2 separate regions of the Homo sapiens genome follow, and region 1 is linked to region 2. Evidence: chromatin loops called from intact Hi-C (ENCODE). Cell type or tissue: GM12878. All regions are shown on one strand.

The links. Hi-C counts contacts between places; a loop is a spot of excess contacts. Peaks named below come from ENCODE experiments on the same cell type or tissue, not always from the same donor. Only the 100,000 strongest peaks of a DNase experiment are listed, where the experiment ranks them.
Region 1: a loop joins it to region 2, with 8 times the contacts of the local background. A loop is called at or near these places in 1 of 110 quality-filtered maps.

The regions. Positions count from the first base shown.
Region 1 is chr6:5,721,174-5,726,173 of GRCh38, reverse strand. All of the region lies in intron 6 of FARS2 (phenylalanyl-tRNA synthetase 2, mitochondrial), which reads right to left. Among named protein-coding and RNA genes, the nearest start is that of FARS2-AS1, 270 kb to the right of the region's middle. RefSeq lists an enhancer at 1,868-2,187. In GM12878, no CTCF peak of the experiment used is centred here; DNase peaks (open chromatin) are centred at 1,833 and 1,953; H3K4me3 peaks cover 1,476 bases; H3K27ac peaks cover 1,488 bases.
Region 2 is chr6:5,564,553-5,569,552 of GRCh38, reverse strand. All of the region lies in intron 5 of FARS2 (phenylalanyl-tRNA synthetase 2, mitochondrial), which reads right to left. Among named protein-coding and RNA genes, the nearest start is that of FARS2-AS1, 110 kb to the right of the region's middle. In GM12878, no CTCF peak of the experiment used is centred here; DNase peaks (open chromatin) are centred at 2,012 and 2,662; H3K4me3 peaks cover 1,147 bases; H3K27ac peaks cover 4,022 bases.

The sequences.
Region 1 (5,000 bases), 160 kb before region 2:
AAAGATTCTAAAAAGAAAAAAAGAGCCAGGTTTCTACTTATGTGAGTGAACACAGTGCAGGTGCCGTTTTGAGGAAGGTGGCAGCATACCTAGTCTTTTAAAGTCAGGCCTCTACTGTGCCCTACTGTGAATGACACCCACTGACCCAAATTCATCCACCTCCTTCCAATGCCTATTCCAACAATGATGATGACAATGGTGGTGATTATAATACCAGCTTACCCTTATTTATTTATTTAGAGGCAGAGTCTTGCTCTGTTGCCCAGGCTGGAGTGCAGTGGCCCCATCTCGACTCACTGCAACCTCTGCCTCTCTGGTTCAAGCGATTCTCCTGCCTCAGCCTCCCGAGTAGCTGGGATTACAGGTGTGCGCGCCACGCCCAGCTAATTTTTGTATTTTTAGTAGACACGGGGTTTCGCCATGTTGGCCAGGCTGGTCTCGAACTCCTGAGCTCAACTGATCCACCAGCTTTGGCCTCTCAAAGTGCTGGGATTACAGGTGTGAGCCACCATGCCTGGCCCCAGCTAACCTTTTTAAAGCACTTTTCCACAGCTAGGCAAAGCTCCAAAAATGTCACATGCATCAACTCATTTGCTCTTTTAAGTACATACCACTATTATTTCTGTTTTACAGATGTAGAAACTGAGGCACAGGGAGGCCAGGTAACTCTTCCCACTGCCAGTGGCCAGGACTGGAGCCCGGGCAGCCAGGCTGCAGAGGCCATGCTTGGAACCATTTTAAAATAACTGCCTCAAAACTCAGACCTAACTTCCCTCCCTGCTCAAAGGTCTTCTCACCTGATGATCATCAAACGCAGTTCCAACTTCTTACTCTGGCACTTAATGCCTTGCCCAACCTGCCTCCAAAGCTCCTTTCCAATTTTCTCCCCACGGACACCTTTCACCTTCCTCCATACACCCCAGCGCCCATGTTCAAAGTCATCACGCCATCCCCAAAACAGGCTACGAATTTGGCCATCACTAACCCTCTCTTTCAACTAAAGAAAGCTGCTCAGCACTGGGGTGTCTGCTCCGCATCATCCAGAGATTTCATGGAAATCCCACGGCTTTTAAGTCAGGCCATTGCAAAATACCTTCCCTTAGACAGAAGACATAGCTGACTGTTTTCCACGTGTGGTAACACGGTAATAGCGAGAAACTTCATTTCATCTTTAGAATTTTGTGTGATTATTTGTTTAATGGCATCTGCCCCACTACGTTTTAGTCTCCTGGAAGGAAAGGTCTATGTCTGTGTCTTGTCTGCTGCCTGGCATGGTGCAGGACACAGAGTAGACCTAACATATATTCCAAAAAGGGGCAGATGTATTTCATGTTACTGTGGAGACCTGAATTAGGATTCATCTGTGGAAATTATGGGGCAGATTATGGCTCAATGTAAAGAAGAATTCCCTGATTACAAAGAGTGGTCCTGAAGTACGGTGGGCTGCTATGCACAGAGGCTGAGGGGAGGTGAGTGCAGCCAGTGTCGGGGAGGACACAGAAGCCTCAAGATCCTTCCGTGAGGGACAGTCTTAGCCTCGGCTGGCCCCCGTAGAGCACCAGGCTCAGGCTGCAGGATGCGCTGTCTCCTGCCAGGCACAGTCATGAGAGGAGTTCTCCTCCTCCCTTCTCAACTAGTGGTGGTTTCTTTTTGCGTCCTGGGGGCTCTGTTCCTTGGCTGTGGGCCACCCTGGGGACTCAGAGCTGGCTCTGGCCACCTCATGGGCACAGGCAATCCTGAGACTCAGGCCACAGTGGCACTACTATGGTCATGGATATTTCGTGATGACCACAAAGGGAAGGGATGGCTCCAGCAACGGAGTCCCCTGTCATTTCCTGTGTGCAAACATTCTGCTTACTCCTTGTCCCTGCTAGCTCCTCTTCATCCTGGAACCCAGAATCACCCAGCTCCTCTTGAATCCAGCAGGGAGGGCACCGGTGGTTGCCCTCTCAGGTCTCTGATGGCTGACAGCCCTGTGCCAACCCTTCCTTAGGAAAGGCGTCTAAGCTGTGGAAGCTGCCTAATGGCGCAGATTCTAAGCCCCATCAGAGAAGTGAAACCATGCAGTGTGGGGAAAAGGGAACTGAAATTGAAAACCCTTGCCTGGAGCGGCCTCCCGTGTAACCCACTGGGGCGGCCCTTCCTTTCCCGCCGAGCCCACTCTTTCTCTGACAGCCCCTGTGCGGTGGACAGCCCAGCGTGGCCACCGCTCTGCAGGGTGTTTCCTCTGTCTTGGGGGAGTGTGCCTGTTACTAGCTGGGCCCCTCACAACAGAGACCGCCTGCTGTGGCCGCTTCTAAAATTCATTTCAAGGCACAGTTTGGCCCAAAGCCCTGAAGCCTCTTTTCAGGAAGAAAGCAAGGAGCCTCCCAATTTCATTTTGTTTTCTTACTGCTTGTTCAAAGAACAATCATATAAGATAAAAATACCATCCCCAGGCAAAGAGAATTTAATTCAAACATTCTTGAGAACAGATTCAACAACCTTTTCCTCACACGCAAAACAAAAACAAACCTGCTTCATTCTTGGTTTTTCCCAGTTACATAAAGAAAGGAAAAATGGATCGAGAGAGGCAGTGTATACAGGAGAGAGAATCTCCACCTGTGCAGTAAACGTGACTGAGAGGCTTGTGACAGCGGTTCACAGGCATTGTCCTGTTCGATGTTCTCAACAAGCCTATGAGCGGATCCTGCAATTATTCCACATCATAGATGAAGAAGATGAAGACACTGAGGCCTGGAAGGGTCTGCAGCGTGTCCAAGGGTGCACACAAAGCCGAGTTTTGAATCCAGCAGCCTTTTCCCATGACCCATGATACTACACTTGATATTTGCAATAACTAGGGTTGAACAAGCTAGAAATCAAACGGCATGTAAATAAATGAAATATATAGATATGAGCTTTGTTTCTTTTCTACCCTTATTCTCTTTTTATATCAAACCCAGGGGCACGTACTTGGGTCTGTCATGACCCACGGCTCCCGACACACTCGCGAGTGGCCCATTCGTGGCCTGTCACCTTCACTCACTCACCCTTACTTAATAAGATCACAAACACCCACAAAACCCCACTCACCCCCAGAACCGGAACTCGGATGAGGACTTTTGTCCATCTGTGGAGTCTTCCCCAACTCATCCTCCTGCCTGCCCTCTCTCAGGGAATCACTGTTCTGAATCCTTGTTTATTGCTCCCTTGACTTCCTTTGTAGATAGCTCTGAGGTTTTAGTAAGTTGTTTATTTTATAAAATGAATACCATGCTGTATGTAATCTTTTGGGATTTTCTTTTTTACTTATATTTACAACTTCATAACTAGGGTTTAGAGTTTCAAACCCAGTCGTGGCCCCCTAGAGAAGAATGGAGGTGGAAGTGGGGTGAGGGGAGACTTCCTGAGGCTACAAGGTGGACATGACCTTTCACCTTGCTTCACACCCCTCCAAGGACATCCTCGTTGCACTCAGAATAAAATCCAGCTCTCACCTTGGTTCCTCAGGCCCGATCAGTGTAGCCCTTGACAGCCTCACTGACCTTTTCTCTCCCTGCGCTTCCCCCTCCTCACCATGCTCAGCACAGGGGTTCTTCTGCTGCCCCTGGAACATTCCCTGTGAGCTCTTGCCATCAAGCCTGGGCTGGCTATCCCAGTCGACCTGCTCTTAAGTTTCATCTTAAACGTCACTGCCTCCGCAGCCTTTCAGGGCCATCCCACCTGAGATAACCCCTCTGTCACAGCGCACTGCTTTGTTTTGGTTACAGCACCCCTGATGTATTTTGTTTATTATCTATCTTCCCCCTTTACAAGAAAAACGTCTTGTCTATGTCAAACTGTATATCTAGTGAGGAGTTTTAAAAGACTGTTCTGCAGACCTGTGGGGGTCTCCAAAACCCTTTCAGGGATTTGTAAGGTCAAAGCATTTTCATACTATTAAGACTTTATTTGCCCTTTTCGCTGTATTGCCACTTACATCTTTGGTGCAAAAGCAACAGTAGATAAAACTGTGGGTGCCTTAGCTGGGATCAAGGTAGTGGCACCAGCTTATACTGGCAGTCACTGCATTTTTTACCATCTCACACTTACAAGGAAAAAAACAACAATTTGTTTCATCCATTAAAGCTGGAAAAAAAGAGAATATTTAAAACGTCCTTAAAAAGCACTACAAATTATTACCTTTATTAAGTTTCAACCCTTGATATGCCTTTTTTATATTCTGTGTGACTCAGTGGGAAACACACACAGAGAACCCGTGGTACACGCTGAAGCACAAGGTTGTCTCAAGGAAATGTGCATCTGAGATTCAACTGTGAGCTGAACCAGCAACTCTTTTTCATGGAACATTATTTTTACATGGAAGAAGTACTGACAGACCAATGATGGCAGAGATAATAAATGCAATGAGCCTGCCACTTCAAGAACTGACAGTGTTTTTGGCCAATGATAAAATTCAAGCAAATTTGGAAAATTGTCAACGTTGGAAAATGTGTCTCCATATTTCCCAATACTTAAGGCATTCCTGATAGGATTGGTGATGATACTAATGAATGTGATTTTTTGATCTTAGATAATGAAATGTGTCGACGCTTAAAAGAGTTACATAACTCACTGAACCAATATTTCTAATTGAATGATGCACGATTTCACACAATCATGAAAGAGTGAATGATCCATTCAAAATTGCAAGATAGACTAATCGATTTCAATGTAACAAGTGAAAAATTATATCAGTCATTGATATAATTTCAGATTTCACAATGCAACTAACTTTTAAAAAACTACTACTTTTCCGGTTTTGGTAGAGTGTCAAAGAATGAATAGCCACAATTTTCTCAAAAGTCTATTAACACACTTTTCCCTTTTCTAACAAAATATCTGGGGTAACCAAAACAACTTAAGAGCATCAGACTGAATACAGAAGCTGGTATAAGAAGCTAGTTGTCTTCTTAGACCAGACCCGAAAAAGATTTGCAAAAATATAAATCAATGTCATTCTTTTCACAAAAATTTTT
Region 2 (5,000 bases):
TTGTTTAAATTCACATTTTTATATTCCTGCTCAAATACGGTGGCTCACGCCTGTAATCCCAGCACTCTGGGAAGCCGAGGTGGGTGGATCAGTTGAGCTCAGCATGGACAATGTGGCGAAACCCCATCTCCACAAAAACTATACAAAAATTAGCCGGGCATGGGGGCATATGCTTATAGTCCCAACTACTCAGGAGGCTGAGGTGGGAGGATCGACCGAGCCCAGTTGGTCAAGGATGCAGAGAGCCATGACTGTGCCACTGCACTCCAGCCTGGGCAACAGAGTGAGAACCTGTCTCAAAAAAAAAAAAAAAATTATACTCCTGTACTCACCTGGCCAAAATTGAACTCATCATCTTCTTCTCCAGACCTGTTTTTTCTCCTGTTTCTCATCTACCCAGCTCCCAAGGCAGAAACCTAGGAACCATTTTCTTTCTGGCTCATGTTTACCTACTGTGATTAAACACCCACTTTACCCAGGTCAATCCCAGTTTGCACCGAGACATGCAACACAGTTATTAACAGTGCCCCTGCAAGTCTCAAAGGCAGCCAGACCCCAATTTAGGTGTTAAGCCATAGGGTCACTCTGCCTCTGCCTCACATAAGGATCCAAGATCTTTCAATGTTTTCTCCTAAAATTTCCTGAGCCCAACCCTACCTTCTAGTCTCTCTGTTACTACCCTACATGATATCACATCATTTCTTCTGTGCCGGGCCTCGAGTGGGCTCCTAGCCTCATGGCCCCAATCTATCCTCATCTTATCCGCACTGGGATCTGTCTAAAATAGAAATCTGATCACAAAATTGGATGTCTTGCTAATTGCCTTACAGAAACCATTCAAAGCCTAAGCTTTGCGAGCTAAGTTTGCCACTGCCCACATTCCCCACACTAACTCAGCACACTCTGCTATAAACACCCTACACTGAACCACAGACTATGGCTGTCTCACGCCTCCAGGACTTTGCTCACACTTCTGTCTCCTTCCCATTACTGGACTGATTGCCTGCCACACAGTGCAGACTCCTCAGGCCTAGCTACCTTTATCAAGCACCTATACATATTAATGCCCCTCCCTCACTAGTGCGGGAGCTATCTGAAGGCAGGAAACTATACTTCCTGTGTCCCCAGGGTCAAGCACGGTGCCTGGCACAAGAGCAGATGCTCAGAAATGTTTTATAAATAATTAATAACGCTCTTGTGTTTGGGATAAATCCTGTTGAATGTCACATACATCAACAAAAATCTTAATAAAGAGCAGAGAAATCACTCCCATTGTGGATTTATGCAGCCTGGGACCATTTCCCCCTTGCTATGTTGACAGTTGAACGTGAATCAGAACCGCATATTACAAGAGTGACAAGAGACAGAGTGAAAGAAAATGCCACATAGAGAAAAACAGCAAGAGACACAGACAGAAAGGGGGAAGGACAGAGACAGACCAGACAGAAGCAGAGAGAGGGCTTGCACTCTGCACTGTTCACATAATCACAAGTCAACAGAGAAACACTCATCTCTTTTCACAACAACTTTTTTAAGCTGGCAAGATTAAGTCAAGATGAATGTCAGGAGTAACAATGCAATCTGAGGTACACAGAAGAGGAGATAGGAAAATCCTACTCACTTTCATAGCATCCTAGAATAAGGAGTGGCCTTTGAGAGTATCTGAACTTATTTTACCAGTGAGAAAATGTAGTGACAGAACAGTCAGGTGAGTGACCCAGGGGAAAATAGCTAGCGACTAGCTAAATAATTCCAAGGCCTCTAAATTTCAGATCTCTTCTGTCTCATCATACACTCAAAGATGATGTTGGGGATGGATTTGACTGTATGTCGTATATATGCATAAACATGGGCAGAATTTTAAAAGACTCTTAGAATCAACTCTTTATCCTCCATCTATTGTCTGAACCTTAGGAATCTTAACATGTAGGACCTAGGGTGATGACACCAGGCTATACTCAACAAATAGATATGTATCTAGAAGAGTAACAGCAAGACAAAGAACGAACCTCAAAAACCACATCAAATAATATCAGTTCCTTGTGGCCAGTAATGGTCTAAATGTGATATATATTTTCAACCATCATGCTTAACAATGTAATCTGTACTGGCAGCAATTTGTTTGCAGCAATACGATGGCCACATTTGCAAATGATTTCCTTTTAAAAATATATAAAAATAACAAAAAACAAAGAACTCAATTAAAAAATGCGCAAAGTACTCGAAAGGACATTTCTCCAAAGATGATATTCAAATGGCCAACAATTACATGAAAAGATGCTCAACATCACTAGTCATTAGAGAAATGCAAATCAAAATCCCAATGAGATACCACCTCACACCATTAGGATGGCCATTATTAAAATAAACAAAAATAACTCGTTGGCGAGGATGTGGAGAAACTGGAACACTTGTGCACTGTTGGTGGGAATATTAAATGGTGTAGCCACTATAGAGTATAGACTGTAAACCTATAGACTGTTTTAGACTATAGACTGTAAACCCAGCTCTTCCCAAAGTTGGTTCGGCCTACGCCCAGACATGGGCAAGGACAGCTTTGGGGCTGGAAACAAAATGAAGTTGTTTGGGTCAAATCTCTTTCACTGTCTCAGTGACAGTTTTGCAATGACAGTTTCAAAAGCTGCCTATCACTCCTTTAAAAATACCTTGTACACTCACGGTTAAGTCATAACCTAATTAAGGCTTGTTGGTTTCACCTGTAAGGGGACTTTTTGTAAAGTTCAAAAGCGGAACATCTTAAATGCTTGGTGTGGCTAAAGTCAAGTAACAAGGGATTTAAAAGGATTTTCTTAAAGAGTGCCCAGCTTAACTAAAAGTAGATACTCAAGTTATAGGTATATTTAAAAGTCCTTCATGTTTTTCTCTTCTTGAATCTTGTTTTTCTGGAAAAAGGCTCTTTTCTTCTCAGTTAACTGAATTATTTTTCTCCATTTTGTGTCTTACCACTCTTAATGCATGCATAAAAGGCCCTAAAATAACTTCTGGTAGTATGGGACTTCTGGGGAAAAACAGAGGAGGCATCACAAACCCTGTTTTGGGGAAAATCCTCTGTTTTCCTCATGAAACCCCAGGAATTAAAAGGAGCTAAATCCCTCTCAAAATCAACGGCTCTGTTCTGTTTTGCTTGTGTTATCTGATGGTTTTGAGTTTTGGGGGTATCAGAAATTACTTCGCATTGTGAGAGTTTTGGTGTGTAATAACTAGGTAGAAAATACACTGTAAGGGATGGCTGATAGTAGTTATAAATCAGAGAAGCATGCTCTTGACCACCTGGAAGATAAGGAAACATCCCCACTCCCGACTGAGAGATGAGACTCCCATCAGGCATGAGCTGATTACAAAATAAGCCAATTGGCTTTGGGCTGCCTTGTAATGACATGCATGGTACAAGCACTACGCTGTCTTCTCCCATAGCATCCAGATGGTCTTCTCATAAATTAAGCATTAAAATAAAAGCATAGCAAGGAGCTCTTAAGACACTAATCTGCCCTTTAGTAAAAGGGTTATGAAAGGTTTGTAAAGATTTCACCTCATGGTCAAATTGGTTAGGATTAGATGGAATAATCCACACGGTTTCATGTAAACGAATTGGGGTTAACATTAATAAACTAATGCAAGGGTAAAATTTGGCTTTGCACAAAATTTTCATGTCACAGTAAAGGCTAATGAAAGGTTTTTTCCTTTTGAGTCATCATTTTGGCAAAATAATTTACGGCAATCTGGAAATTGTCCTTCATGATGCCTGGCTTTTTGGATAGTTCAGAAGGCCCCTGAAACATTCAGAAAAGAGGTAAACAGGATCATTTGAGATGTTTAGTCACATGAGATTGCCGAAATGATGTCCAATCTTCTTTAAGTTATATTTTGGTGAATAATACTAATATATGTTCCAAAATTGTATGGGATTTCTAAAATGCTAATGTCTAAGTATATGCTATCAATCATAATTAATGGTAAAGTTACTGTAAACCATGAAGATAAATAAACTTGTCAGTCATATTTTTAACTATAACTGTCCTGGAAATTTGTCATTCACAAACAATTGTTGTCTTGCTTTGTTCCTTCTCAAAAGACAGTTTATCATCAAGCTATATTAAGGACTTTAACAGGTGTTCTCAAATGCAGGTTTTTAATAGCTTTAAAGATTGTAATATTGAAATAAAGAAAGTACAGAGCTCATAAAAAACTGACATGTTGACAAATCTCAAGCAAAACAAAAGTTAACTAAATGGACTACACTCAGAAAGTGAAAGTAACCTTTTTAACTTTTGCTTGGAATACTGCTGATCCTTGTTTTGATTTTCAGCATCAAGGAAAGTTATTTTAAACTATTTATGGCCTTTAATAATTGAGTAAGGTATACTCCTGTAAACAAAATTTGGAGCATGTTTATTTTTCTCTGCCTGGTTCCTCTAGAATTTGGAAACTATCTGTGAGTACTCTTAACTTATGGCAATATAGTTGTTTGCATCAGTGCAGTAAGAATCCATTTTTCTTCATCAACAGGACACAACTGGAAAAACTGGTTATTTTACCAAGGCTTTGACTGAAAGTGTGTGTTTCCCTTTAAGGAATCAAGCGTGACAGGCAAAGCCAATTAAAAAAAGCCCCTTAGGAAGAACTGGCCTCATGCCTTGTCTGCACAGTCCCCGCACAGGATTCCTAACCTGTGGTCAGTAAAGAATGACACTTTCTAACAGGTCTGGAAGCTCCAAGTTTATCTTGGGACCTCGAGAGGATAGGCTCACCAAACACACAGGTATTAGAGGACACAAACCCATGGCTGGGCTTGGCTTTAGAAGTCTTATGTGAAATTCCTTGTGGAACAGTTTCATCAAAGTCAATCCAAAAGGTCTATGTAAAAATAACCATTCTTGCTGCACTTTATGCAAATAATCAGGTCAAGTTTAAGTCTAAAGTTTATTCATAACTAGTTTTTACCAAAAATGAGGACTGGAGAAAAAGATTTTGCTCCAAAG